2 separate regions of the Homo sapiens genome follow, and region 1 is linked to region 2. The links are chromatin contacts, found by Hi-C in ENCODE. All regions are on one chromosome and are shown on one strand. Each heading gives the region's core, a stretch centred on a gene start or an enhancer-like site at or near the end of the contact. The rest is flanking DNA. Distances are from core to core; before and after follow the strand shown.

The links. A loop is a pair of places that touch in the nucleus more often than their neighbours do. Pooled maps may share reads with other maps.
Region 1: a pooled map shows a loop between it and region 2 (3-fold over the local background). The contact joins the promoter of TRIM21 here to the promoter of SSU72L4 in region 2. A Hi-C loop is called at or near these places in 1 of 50 pooled maps.

The regions. Positions count from the first base shown.
Region 1 is chr11:4,390,672-4,397,207 of GRCh38, reverse strand. It overlaps TRIM21 (tripartite motif containing 21), which reads left to right and starts at 3,506. Exons shown (of 7, transcript NM_003141.4): 1 at 3,506-3,575. RefSeq lists enhancers at 3,326-3,385, 3,406-3,615.
Region 2 is chr11:4,286,860-4,293,809 of GRCh38, reverse strand. It overlaps SSU72L4 (SSU72 like 4), which reads left to right and starts at 5,625. Exons shown (of 1, transcript NM_001414001.1): 1 at 5,625-6,726. The coding sequence starts at 5,727. The coding sequence ends at 6,311.

The DNA of each region.
Region 1 (6,536 bases), core at 2,257-4,756, 110 kb before region 2:
TCAGTAATGGTGGATGCCCCTCACTCCACCAAGCTCAAGCATCTCAGGTCAATTTCAGATTGCTGCACTGGCAGCAAGAATTTCAAACCCGTGGATCTTAGCTTGCTGGGCTCCATGGGGGTGGGATCCACTGAGCTAGACCACTTGGCTCCCTGGCTTCAGCCCCCTTTCCAAGGGAGTGAACAGTTCTGTCTTGCTGGTGTTCCAGACGCCACTGGGGCATGAAAAATCCTGCCGCTAGCTCAGTGTCTGCCCAAACAGCCACCCAGTTTTGTGCTTCAAACCCAGGGTCCTGGTGGTGTAGGCATCCAAGGGAATCTCCTGGTCCGTGGGTTGCATAGACCATGGGAAAAGCATAGTATCTGGGCTGGATAGCACCATTCCATCAGGTCCTTTAAGGACTTCTCTGCATTGGTTATTCTGACCTAAAACCACAAAAACCCTAGAAGAAAACCTAGGCAATACCATTCAGGACATAGGCATGGGCAAGGACTACATGTCTTAAACACCAAAAGCAATGGCAACAAAAGACAAAATTGACAAATGGGATCTAATTAAAGAGCTTCTGCACAGCAAAAGAAACTACCATCAGAGTGAATGGGCAACCTATAGAATAGGAGAAAAATTTTGCAATTTACTCATCTGACAAAGGGCTAATATCCAGAATCTACAAAGATCTCAAACAAATTTACAAGAAAAAAACAACCCCATCAAAAAGTGGGCAAAGGATATGAACAGACACTTCTCAAAAGAAGATATTTATGCAGCCAACAGACACATGGAAAAATGCTCATCATCACTGGCCATCAGAGAAATGCAAATCAAAACCACAATGAGATACTATCTCACAGCAGTTAGAATGGCGATCATTAAAAAGTCAGGAAACAATGGGTGATAGACAGGATATGGAGAAACAGGAGCACTTTTACACTGTTGGTGGGACTGTCAACGAGTTCATCCATTGTGGAAGACAGTATGGTGATTCCTCAAGGATCTAGAACTAGAAATACCATTTGACCCAGCCATCCCATTACTGGGTATATATCCAAAAGATTATAAATCATACTGATATAAAGACACATGCACACATATGTTTATTGTGGCACTATTCACAATAGCAAAGACTTGGAACCAACCCAAATGTCCAACAATGATAGACTGGATGAAGAAAATGTGGCACATATACACCATGGAATGCTATGCAGCCATAAAAAAGGATGAGCTCATGTCCTTTGTAGGGACATGGATGAAAGTGGAAACCATCATTCTCAGAAAACTATTGCAAGGACAAGAAAACCAAACACCGCATGTTCTCACTCATAGGTGGGAATTGAACAATGAGAACACATGGACACAGGAAGGGGAACATCACACACTGAGGCCTGTCCTGGGGTGGGGGGAGGGGGGAGGGATAGCATCAGGAGATATATCCAATGTAAATGAGTTAATGGGTGCAGCACACCAACATGGCACGTGTATACATATGTAACAAACCTGCATGTTGTGCACATGTACCCTAGAACTTAAAGTATAATTTAAAAAAAAATCTAAGGCCTCAAACTATGAAACTACTACAAGAAAATATTGGGGAAACTCTCCAGGACATTGGACTGGGCAAAAATTTCTTTCAAATATTCCATAAGCACAGGCAACCAAAGCAAAACTGGACAAATGAGATCACATCAAGTTAAAAAGCTTCTGCACAGCAAAGGAAACAATGAAGTAGAGAGATAACCCACAGAATTGGAGTAAATATTTGCAAACTATCCATCTGACAAGGGATTAATAACCAGAATATACAAAGAACTCAAACAACTCTATAGGAAAAAAATATAATAATCTGATTCAAAAATGGACAAACGATCTGAATAGACATTCCTCAGAAGAAGACATACAAGTGGCAAATGGATATATGAAAATGTGTTCAACACCACTGATCATCAGAGAAATGCAAATCAAAACTACGAGATATTATCTCACCTCAGTTAAAATGTCTTTTAACCAAAAGAAAGGCAATAACAAATGCTGGCAAGGATATGTAGAAAAGGGAACCCTCATACACTGTCAATGGGAATGGAAATTAGTACAAACACTATGGCAAACAATTTGAAGGTTCCTCAAAAAAAAAAAAAAACCTGAAAATAGAGCTACCATGTAATCTAGCAATCCTACTGGATACTGCTAGGTATATACCCAGAAGAAATACTGTTAGGTATATATCCAAGAGAAAGGAAATCAGTATATCAAAGAGATATCTGCACTCCCATGTTTATCGCAGCACTATTCACAATAGCCAAGATTTGGAAGCAACGTAAGTGTCCATCAACAGATAAATGGATAAGGAAAGTGTGGTACACATACACAATGGAGCACTATTCAGCCATAAAAAGAAGGAGAACCTTTCATTTGCTACAAGATGGATGGAATTGGGGATTATTATGTTAAGTAAAATAAACCAAACACAGGCAAACAAACAAATTGTTATGTTCTCACTTATTTGTGGGAGTTAAAAATTAAAACAATCCAACTCATGAAGATAGAGAGGATGATGGTTACCAAAGGCTGGGAAGGGTAGTGGGGAATGATTAATGGGTTCAAAAATACATGAGAGAGAATGAATAAGATCTAGTATTTTATAGCATAACAAGGTGAATACAGTCAATGATAATTTATCATTTTAAAATAACTAAAAGCATATAACTGGATTGTATATAACACAAATGATAAGTGCTTGAGGTGATGGATAGATACCCCACTTACCCTGATATGATTATTACGGATTGTATGCTCTACCTGTATCAAAATATTTCATGTACCCCACAAATATATACACCTACTATAGACACACAAGATTGAAAATTAAAAAAATTACTTTGGTAAATTTTATGTTCTATATTTTTACGATTAAAAATAAAAATAATATAACCTGAGAATGTCCCTAGCTCAGTGACAAGAACACAGTTGGTTGTCAAATGTCAATTTCCTTCTCACCACTCACTGGTGGGACACTCACCTTGGGGTCATGCGAAATAAATCACTCACCTGCAGGCGTTAAAAAATATTAGTCACATCAGTCACATGAAAATAATTAGCTTCTGGAAGTAAGCAGATGGTGGCACGCGAGGAAGAGCACCGGCCACTCTTCTCTGCATCAAAACTTCCTTAAAAGCATCTTCCAGACATGGACATAGCGTCTAGGTGTGGAGTGATGACCAGTGTCAAAGAAAGCAGCCCGGACTCCCCCGTCTTGTAGATATTTTACCAAATCAGATAATGAAGACATGGGAGGGAGCGCGCAACCAGGACCACGGGCTACTGAGTTTCCACTCCTTCCCAGTCTCAGAGAAGCCTCCTGGGCATGCAGAGCCTCTGAAGCCTCCCCCAGCTCAACTCTGACTTCTCTTCTCAGCCGCATTTCTCCACACACCCTTTCAAGGCTCTGCTCCTCCCACTGCTCCTCCCTCACTCCTCCCACGGCTCCTCCTCCTCCCTCCCCTTTCCTCTCAGACTTGCTTCTGAGCGGAAACTGAAAGTGAAATAGGGAGCTGGCTACCAGCGTTGAGTCCCCTGTAAAGGTGAGTGAACCCCACTAGATCAAGGGACCCCTGCCCTCCTAGGGGACCTCTCTCCCCTGCCCCAGGGTTGCAGAGCCCCTTCCAGTCTCCATCCTTGAGCCGGTCCCATTTGCCCCTTCTCCCACCAGGGATCCCTCAACCCAAGACCAGCTGCGCTTCCGGTGCTGGCCCCCTGCTTGGGAGGAGGCTGGGGTGTGGACCTGACTGCCGAGTTACCCAGAAGGGGAAGGGGCCCGGCTGCCCCCTACCTGGGAGGAGGCTGGGTTGTGGACGTGACTGTGGAGTTACCCAGAAGGGGAAGGGGCCCGGCTGCCCCCATGCTGGCACCTGACCTAGGATGACGGCTGGGTGTGGCTGGGATAGCCAGGACTACAGCCTAGCCAGGAGGGTAGGGAGCCCAGTGTCGGGGAGGTCTGCAATTCTGGAGACTCCCAGGTCCAAAAGTCCTCCAGAGGTGAGAGGGGCAGGCTGTTTAGGATGTTCAACCAGAAATGTATAGGCCTTCAGAATTATTCTTTGTCCTAGAATAAGTGTTGTCAGGAACTAAACTAAGTTTGGAGCAGCTGAGAAAAGAGCCCAGGGAGTGCTGGCCACGGTTCCTGTTACTCTGTGTGTATACATACATATACACCTACATACATATATGCAACTGACTTCCGCCGTTATAGGAGGGATTAATGAAGATATATTCAAAGCATGAAGTATCTCTGGCACATGGAAGGTACATGGTAAAAAGTAGCTATAATTTCTCAGCAACATGGAGGCCTGTTGGTACCCGACAGGAGATGGATGAGCACTGAGGGTTTAAGCAGGAATGGACATGATGAGAGTAGAACTGTCAACAGCTTTATGAGGTTCTTGCCAATTTTCATTCCCTCTTTTAGGGACTCAGTTTCTCCTTCTGTCTCACTGGATCAATGGACCAAACAATGGAGGAGTTCTTGTTATTCAGAACAGGAATAAACTTATTCAACAAACTGTTTGATCGGTGCAAAAGTAATTACTGTTTTTGACATTAATTGTTTTGCCATTAATTTTATGCCTTGTTTTGTTTTGTTTTGTTTTTGAGAGGGAGTCTCGCCGTGTCACCCAGGCTGGAGTGCAATGGCACAATCTTGGCTCACTGCAACCTCTGCCTCCCAGGTTCAAGCAATTCTCCTGCCTCAGCCTCCCAAGTAGCTGGGATTACAGGTGCCCACCACCACTCCCAGCTAATTTTTGTATTTTTAGTAGAGACAGGGTTTTACCATATTGGTCAGGCTGGTCTTGAACTCCTGACCTAAGGTGATCCACCCACCTCGGCCTCCCAAAGTGCTGGGATTACAGGTGTGAGCCACCGTGCCTGACCCATTATTTTTATTCTTATTTTTTATTTTCCTTTGCATCATTTTGTTTTTCTTTTTTTAGTATATTTTTAATTTTTGTGGGCACATAGTAGGTATATTTATGGGTATATGGAATATTGTGATACAGGTATACAATGTGTAATAATCACATCAGGGTAAGTGGGGCATCTATCACCTCAAGCATTGATCATCTGTAATACAAACTATGCAATTATACTCTTATTTTTAATGTACAATTAAATTATTGACTATAGTCACCCTGTTGTACTATCAAATACTAGATCTAATTCACTCCACTTTTGTACCCATTAACCATCCCATCTTCTCCCCCACACACAGACCCTCCCTATTACTCTTCCCAGCCTCTGGTAACCATCTTTCTATTATCTAACTCCATGAGTTCAATTGTTTTAATTTTTAGCTTCTACAAATGAGTGAGACCATACAATGTTTGTGTTTCTGTGCCTGGCTTATTTCACCTAACATAATGACCTCCAGTTCCATTCATGTTGTTGTGAATGACAGGATCTCATTATATTTTATGACTGAACAGTACTCCATTGTGTATACATACCACATTTTCTTTATCCATATATCTGTTGATGGACTCTTAGATTGCTTCCAAATCTTGGCTATTGTGAAACGTGCTGCAGTAAACATGGAAGTGTGGATATCTCTTTGATATACTGATTTCCTTTCTTTGGGGTATATGCTAGCAGTGGGATTGATGGATCATATGGTAGCTCTATCTTCAGTATTTTGAAGAACCTCCAAACTGTTCTCTGTAGTGATTGTACTAATTTACCTTCCCACCAACAGCATATGAGTGTACCCTTTTCTCCACACCCTCACCAGCATTTGTTATAGCCTGTCTTTTGGAGAAAAGACATTTTAACTGAGATGAGATTATATCTCATTGTAGTTTTGATTTGCATTTTTCTGATAATCAATGATGTTGAGCAACTGTTCATATGCCTGTTTGTCATTTGTATGACTTCTTTTGAGAAATGTCTGTTCAGATCTTTTGTCCATTTTTGAGTCAGATTATTATTTTTTTTCCTATAGAGTTGTTTGAGCTCCTTATATATTCTGGTTATTCATCCCTTGTCAGATGGATAGTTTACAAATATTTACTCCAATTCTGTGGGCTGTCTCTTCACTTTGTGGATTGTTTCTTTTGCTGTGCAGCACCTTTTCAACATGATGTGATCCCATTTGTCCAAGTTTGCTTTGGCTGCCTGTGCTTGTGGGATATTTGAAAGAAATCTTTGCCCAGTCCAATGTCCTAGAGAGTTTTCCCAATGTTTTCTTATAATAGTTTCATAGTTTGAGGCCTTAGATTTAAGTCTTTAATCCATTTTGATTTGATTTCTGTATACGGTGAGACATAGGAGTGTAGTTTCATTCTTCTGCATGTGGATATCCAGTTTTCCCAGCAGCATTTATTGAAGAGACTGTCCTTTCCTCACTGTATGTTCTTGGTAGCTTTGTTGAAAATGTGCTCACTGTGGATGTACAGATTTGTTTCTGGGTTCTTTATTCTACTGGTCTATGTGTCTGTTTTTATGCCAGTACCATGCTGTTTGGGTTACTTTAGCTCTACAGTATAATTTGA
Region 2 (6,950 bases), core at 4,376-6,875:
TCCTATTCCTGAGATAGGTCCTCTGATAATCAGACTTTTTGTGAAATCAGAGAGAAGAAATCATTTATGAGGTGAACGTTCTCACAGGCACATTGCTGACACATTGGAGAGATGATTTTTTTTTTTTTTTGAGAGGGAGCCTCGCTCTGTCGCCCAGGCTGGAGTGCAGTGGCACAATCTTGGCTCACTGCAAGCTCCACCTCCTGGGTTCACGCCATTCTCCTGCCTCAGCCTCCCGAGTAGCTGGGACTACAGGCGCCCGCCACCACGCCCGGCTAATTTTTTGTATTATTAGTAGAGACGGGGTTACACCGTGTTAGCCAGGATGGTCTGGATCTCCTGACCTCCTGATCCGCCCGCCTCGGCCTCCCAAAGTGCTGGGATTACAGGCGTGAGCCACCACACCCGGCCGGAGAGATGATTTTTTAAAATACCCTGAATAAGGGTAATTATCTCACAAACACAAAGAAGGGCAATGGAAGTTAATTCTCTGAGATGCTGAAGATACCTGGACCGAGACAGGAGAACATTCATGAGGCATTTGAGAAGTTGTCTAGATTAGGTTGAGTAGATAAGCAACTACTCAGGTACCCACAATTTCACCCATAGGTCAGGCTCCAGTCATTGAGCTCTTTATCCTCTCTTCTTTGCCTCCCAGAAGCAAAATCCTTTTATTCTCAAAGTACCAAATGGCCATCCTTAGCTTAGCAGGTCCTCTTCAGGCTTCTCTTTTCTATTTAAGATTTACATTGCTTCATTTGATCTTTTCTTCTGGCTGTTACTTTGTCAGCATAGTGGTGCACACTCTTGGCCTTCAACCTCCAATGGCATTTTCATATCTGTTTTGATTTATTCCACCTCCTTCAGAAGGGCGAATTTCTTCGGGGTATTGTATATTTTCATAGTGCTTGTGTGATCACAGGCTGACCTGGTGGTAGTTGCTGTCCACAGCAGGCACATCCTAAGGAGCCTCTATTGGGCTCTTGTCGCATAATTTTATTTTTGAAACAATTTCAGCCATTACTTAGAGGCTACTGCAGGAACCAAAATGGGAGTAAATCTTCCTACTCTGGAAACTGAATTTAGAGATGGGGAGAATGGAACCTGAGAGGCAGGGAAAGAATGATTATGTGTACTTCCTATGTGCTAGATTCTCAGTCAGGCACTGAATAAATACAGACATGCTACAAGTTGTTTATCTATTATACTTCATTATTTCCTGGATCCCTGAACTTCTGCACCACGCTCACCTCCTGAGAATGGAGAAGGGCATTACATAATAGTAAAGGGTTCAATTCAACCTGAAGACCTAACTATCCTAAATATATATGCACTCAACACAGGAGCACCCAGATTCATAATGCAAGTTCTTAGAAACCTACAAAGAGACTTAGAATCCCACACAAACATAGTGGGAGACTTCAACACTCCACTGACAGCATTAGATAGATCATCAAGGCAGAAAAAGAGCAAAGATATTCAGGACCTAAACTCAATATTGGACCAAGTGGATCTAATAGACCTTTTTATTATTTATTTTTGAGACACAGTCTGCCTCTGTCACCCAGGCTGGAGTGCAGTGGCATGGTCTCAACTCACTGCAAAGTCCACCTCCCAGGCTCAAGCAATTCTCATGCCTCAGCCTCCCAAGTAGCTGGGATTACTATTACAATTTTATGAGACGGCAATTAGAAAAAAGTGTCTAAAAAGGCTCCATAACTGGGGATCGATGAAACAATGGAGAAATACTGGACTAGAGTGAAGAGAAATAAGAAACACTGAGGCATCTGCTAGTAAAAATTTTGAACTCTAAGGAGAAAGAGAAAAATCTTACAAACATCCACTTAAAAAGAACATATTTCCAGCTTCATCCATGTCCCTACAAAGGACATGAACTCATCCTTTTTTATGGCTGCATAGTATTCCATGGTGTATATGTGCCACATTTTCTTCATCCAGTCTATCATTGATGGACATCTGGGTTGGTTCCAAGTCTTTGCTATTGTGAATAGCAATAAACATACGTGTGCATGTGCCTTTACAGCAGCCTGATTTATAATCCTTTGGGTATATACCCAGTAATGGGATGGCTGGGTCAAATGGTATTTCTAGTTCCATCATGCAAACTATCGCAAGAACAAAAAACCAAACACCACAGGTTCTCACTCATAGGTGGGAATTGAACAATGAGAACACTTGGACACAGGAAGGGGAAGATCACACACCGAGGCCTGTTGTGGGGCGGGCGGGGGGTGCAGAGGGAAAGCATCAGGAGATATACCTAATGTAAATGACGAGTTAACGGGTGCAGCACACCAACATGGCACATGTATACATGTGTAACAAACCTGCACGCTGTGCACATGCACCCTAGAACTCAACTATAATAAATATATATATATATTTTAAAAAAAGAGCATATTATCTACAGGAGAAGAATGATGCTGGAATTAGACTTTTTATCTCCAACGCTGGAACGGACAGTGGCATAGCAGTTAAGGACTACTGAGAGAAAGGACTACAGCCCAACAATCCTGTACCCAGCCAAGATGTGGCCCCTCTGTCAGGGTGAAGGAAAGATACACAGCAATTCAGTTTATCTCCTGTGTCCCCCACAGAGAAACCTACTTGAGAGAAGACTTTCCAAACATTATCACTTATGTGAACCTGAACAACAATTCATGGAAATGTAAAGGAAAGAACACAAATCTCTGGGCTTCACCACTAGAGGTTGTGGTTCAGTGGTTTGCGGTCTAAATTTTCATTTTTTACAAGTTCCCAATTAATGCTAATGCTGCTAGTCTGGGAACACACTTTGAGAAACTTTCAGGTGTTTACTAATTTGTTTGTTTGTTTGTTTGTTTGGAGATGGAGTTTCACTCTTCTCGCCCAGGCTGGAGTGCAATGGCATGATCTCTGCTCACTGCAACCTCCGCCTCCCGGATTCAAACAATTCTCCTGCCTCAGCCCTCCAGAGTAGCCAGAATTACAGGCACCCGCCACCACGCCCGGAACATTTTTTGTATTTCTTTAGTAGAGACAGGCTTTCACCATGTTGGCCAGACTGGTCTCGAACTCTGGACCTCAGGTGATCCACCCGCCTCAGCCTCCCAAAGTGCTGGGATTACAGGTATGAGCCACCGCGCCCAAAACGATGACTTCAAGTGAAATGCTGTATAATAAAATTAATTTTATCATAGGCTAGTTGATATGAACAAGAGTCACAAAAACATCACCAAACGTCTAAATAAAGATTCAACACACTTAGAGTATTAAACTTAGAAATAAATGTGAGCTGTACATACAATTAAGAAAGCCTAATAAAACCTAGTAAGATTATTATTCACCCAATTTTTGGTGAGTCAGTGAGTGATGGCGGTCGTAGTTGTGGTAAGTTAAATCAAGGAATAAATGCTTGCAGAGAAAAAATTGTAAGGAGCACCTCCTACTACTACACAGTTAAAAAATCAATAATGACAGACACGGCAGGCTGGCTGATCTATCTTGTACTTTCATCGTTATTGTCTTGCATTTGTATGATTACCACGTTTTATGAATTTTTATTTTTCAATAATTTGTATTCATTCCTTCATTTTCCAACCTGCTGATTCCAGTTCAGAGTGGCAGGTGGCTGGAACCTATCGGCAGCTCAAGGTGTGAGGCAGGAACCAACGCTGGACAGGACCCCATCCGGGGCTCAGGGCACACCCCCATACTGGGACCATAGAGATGTCACTTCATCTAATGTGCACATCTTTGGGATGTGGGAGGAAACAAGAGTATCCAGAGAAAAACCACAAAGACATGGGGAGAATATGCAAACCCCACGCAGACATTGGCCTGCCAGAAGTCAATTTTTTAAGTTAATATTATAATAAAATGATATTATTTGAGGCTGGACACAGTGGCTCATGCCTGTAATCCCAGCACTTTGGGAGACCAAAGCGGGTGGATCACTTGAGCCCAGGAATTTGAGACCAGCCTGGGTAACATGGTGAAACCCCACCCTCTACAAAAAAAAAAAAAAAAAAAATTAGCCAGGCGTGGTGGTACACACCTGTAGTTCCAGCTACTCAGGAGGCTGAGGTGGGAGGATTGATTGAGCCCAGGAGTTTGAGGCTGCAGTGAGCCATGATGGCACCACTGCACTCCAGCCAGGGTGACAGAGCAAAACTGTGTCTCAAAAAAGAAAAAAAAAAAAAAAGATGTTCTTTGACAACCTGCTGTATTTGCCATGTAAGAATCACCTTAAGAGGGACATAGAAAAATACAATATGTTCCTTTATAGATAGATTTTGTCCCTGCATCAAGGACAAAAGTGATGTCTCTGATCTGATTTATATTGAAATAAATGTGAGCTATACATACATTTAAGAAGGATTACTAAAAACAAGTAAAATTGGGCCGGGTGAGGTGGCTCATAGCAGTAATCTCAGCACTTTGGGAGGCCAAAGCGGGCAGATCACTTGAGGTCGGAAGTACAAAACCAGCCTGACCAACATGGTGAAACCCCATCTCTACTAAAAATACAAACATTAACCGGGTGTGGTGCCGCGTGCCTGTAGTCTTCAGCTACTTGAGAGGCTCAGACAAGAGAATCCCTCGAACCTCGGAGGTAGAGGTTGCAGTGAGTCGATATTGTGCCACTGCACTCCAGCCTAGGTGACAGAGCGAGACTCCTCAAAAAAAAAAATTATTATTTACCCAATATTTGGTAAATCAGTGAGCGACAGCAAACAGAGCGCACCTATAAATCAATCCTGACTGGGTGGGGCCACCTTTGTGGAGAGTTACTGAATTAGGAATTTAATCATTTTGATTGTTCTTGTAATTACTTAGCGGTCCATTATCATAATCTAATCAATCTAAAAGTGACATGATTATCTTATTTTTTGAAACCCCATTCATAATTTTAAAATCTCCTTTATCTTGATAAATTATACAACTATGAAAAAAATTCTAAACATTGCATTTAAGTATAGAAAAGCACAAACACAGCTGTACTTGGAGGCAGAGGATTGCATCAATCCCTGCATTCCCTGAAGAATCGTTATGATTTCAGTAATATCAAATGCAGAAAATGTTGTGTTGAATAACTCTTAAGATACCATAAGCAGATATGTTGTTGAGAATGGGATTTTTTTTGTATTGGTGAAAAATTTTGTGAATTTCTGGACAAAACTATATACAATGGTCCTGTGATTTATGCAATTGCATTTCTCGAACATTATGAAAATTAAAACAAGCAACAACACTTGTAATTTATAATTAAATATGGTGCAGCCTTGCACATCGTGAACATGTTTATCATCCAATTTCATGTCTGGAGGTCACTGGAGAGTCCTGTGACATGCTTGCAGGTAGCTTAATTGTCTTGGCCATTGTCCATAGCAGCCCCCATTCACTAGGAGAACCACCAGAGCAAACTCCAGATTTTAAATGAATCCAGACTGGGTGGTGCCACCTTTGTGGAGAGTTACTGCTTTAGGTAATTTAATCATCTTGATTGTTCTTGTGATGAGTTAGGAGATGATTATCACAACCTAATCAATCCAGAAGTCATGAAGTCTCCACCCACTCATTAAGGTGACTCAATATAAACCTGCCTCCTGTGCCTCCACATTAGCTCGTTTGGAAGACCTGGGTATAGGTGGTCGTCTCCTCGGCTCCGAGTCCCTGCAGCAGCTGAGGTGCCTGTGTCTCTCTGGTTCCCAGTGGCCGCCATCATGCTCTCCTCCACACTCAGGGTGGCTGTGGTGTGCGTGAGCAATGTCAACAGGAGCATGGAGGCCCACAGCATCCTCAGGAGAAAAGGGCTAAGTGTCCGGTCTTTTGGAACTGAATCTCATGTGAGGCTACCAGGACCAAGACCCAATCGTCCTGTAGTTTACGATTTTGCAACAACATATAAGGAGATGTACAATGACCTCCTCAGGAAAGATAGAGAACGCTACACCCGCAACGGAATCTTACACATCTTGGGAAGAAATGAGAGAATCAAGCCCGGTCCAGAAAGATTTCAGGAGTGCACTGATTTCTTTGATGTCATCTTCACCTGTGAGGAGAGTGTCTATGACACAGTGGTGGAAGATCTGTGTTCCAGAGAACAGCAGACCTTTCAGCCTGTGCACGTGATCAACATGGACATCCAAGATACCCTGGAAGATGCCACCCTGGGAGCTTTCCTCATCTGTGAGATTTGCCAGTGCCTGCAGCAGTCAGACGACATGGAAGACAATCTGGAAGAGCTGCTGTTGCAAATGGAGGAGAAGGCAGGAAAAAGCTTTCTTCACACCGTCTGCTTCTACTGAACATCTGGGCTGGCTTTGTCCCCTTCCTCAGTAAGAACTTAGGCATGGGACTTTAGTCCGGATTTATTGTGAGAAGCATCTGCAAAGACCTTCCACTGAGTACTGTTTGTGTGACTTTTGTACACATCACCTGGAAAGAGACTATTACCAAGAAAATATTTTATGGGAAATGAGAAGGACTAACATTTTTAAAAGCACTGAAAAATGGTTGGCATTGTGCTAGGTGCATTACATGGCATAACTAATTTCATGCTTATATCATTCTACAAGAAAGCTAGCCCACCATGACGCCATTTTCCAGATGAGCAAACCGAGCTGATAATGGACTGCTGGAAAAATGATTTGTTTAAGGGTATTCAGCAGATAAATAACATTGTATAGATAAGCACCTTTTAAATAAACTTCCTTTTCTCAATTTGAGTGGTTTTTTTTTAATTTTTAAATTTTTTAAGTTAGTTGAGACCAGTGAAGTGTGGTATGTTAACTTAAATGTTGTTCTTCTTTAATAAGAGTATAATATTACATGTTTGAACAGATAAATGTTTTTACATATAGATTATATCTTTTTTACTAATGCTCACTTTAATGGGTAAAATCCAAGTTGGATAATGAACTACATATGATTGTAAAATTTGGAAT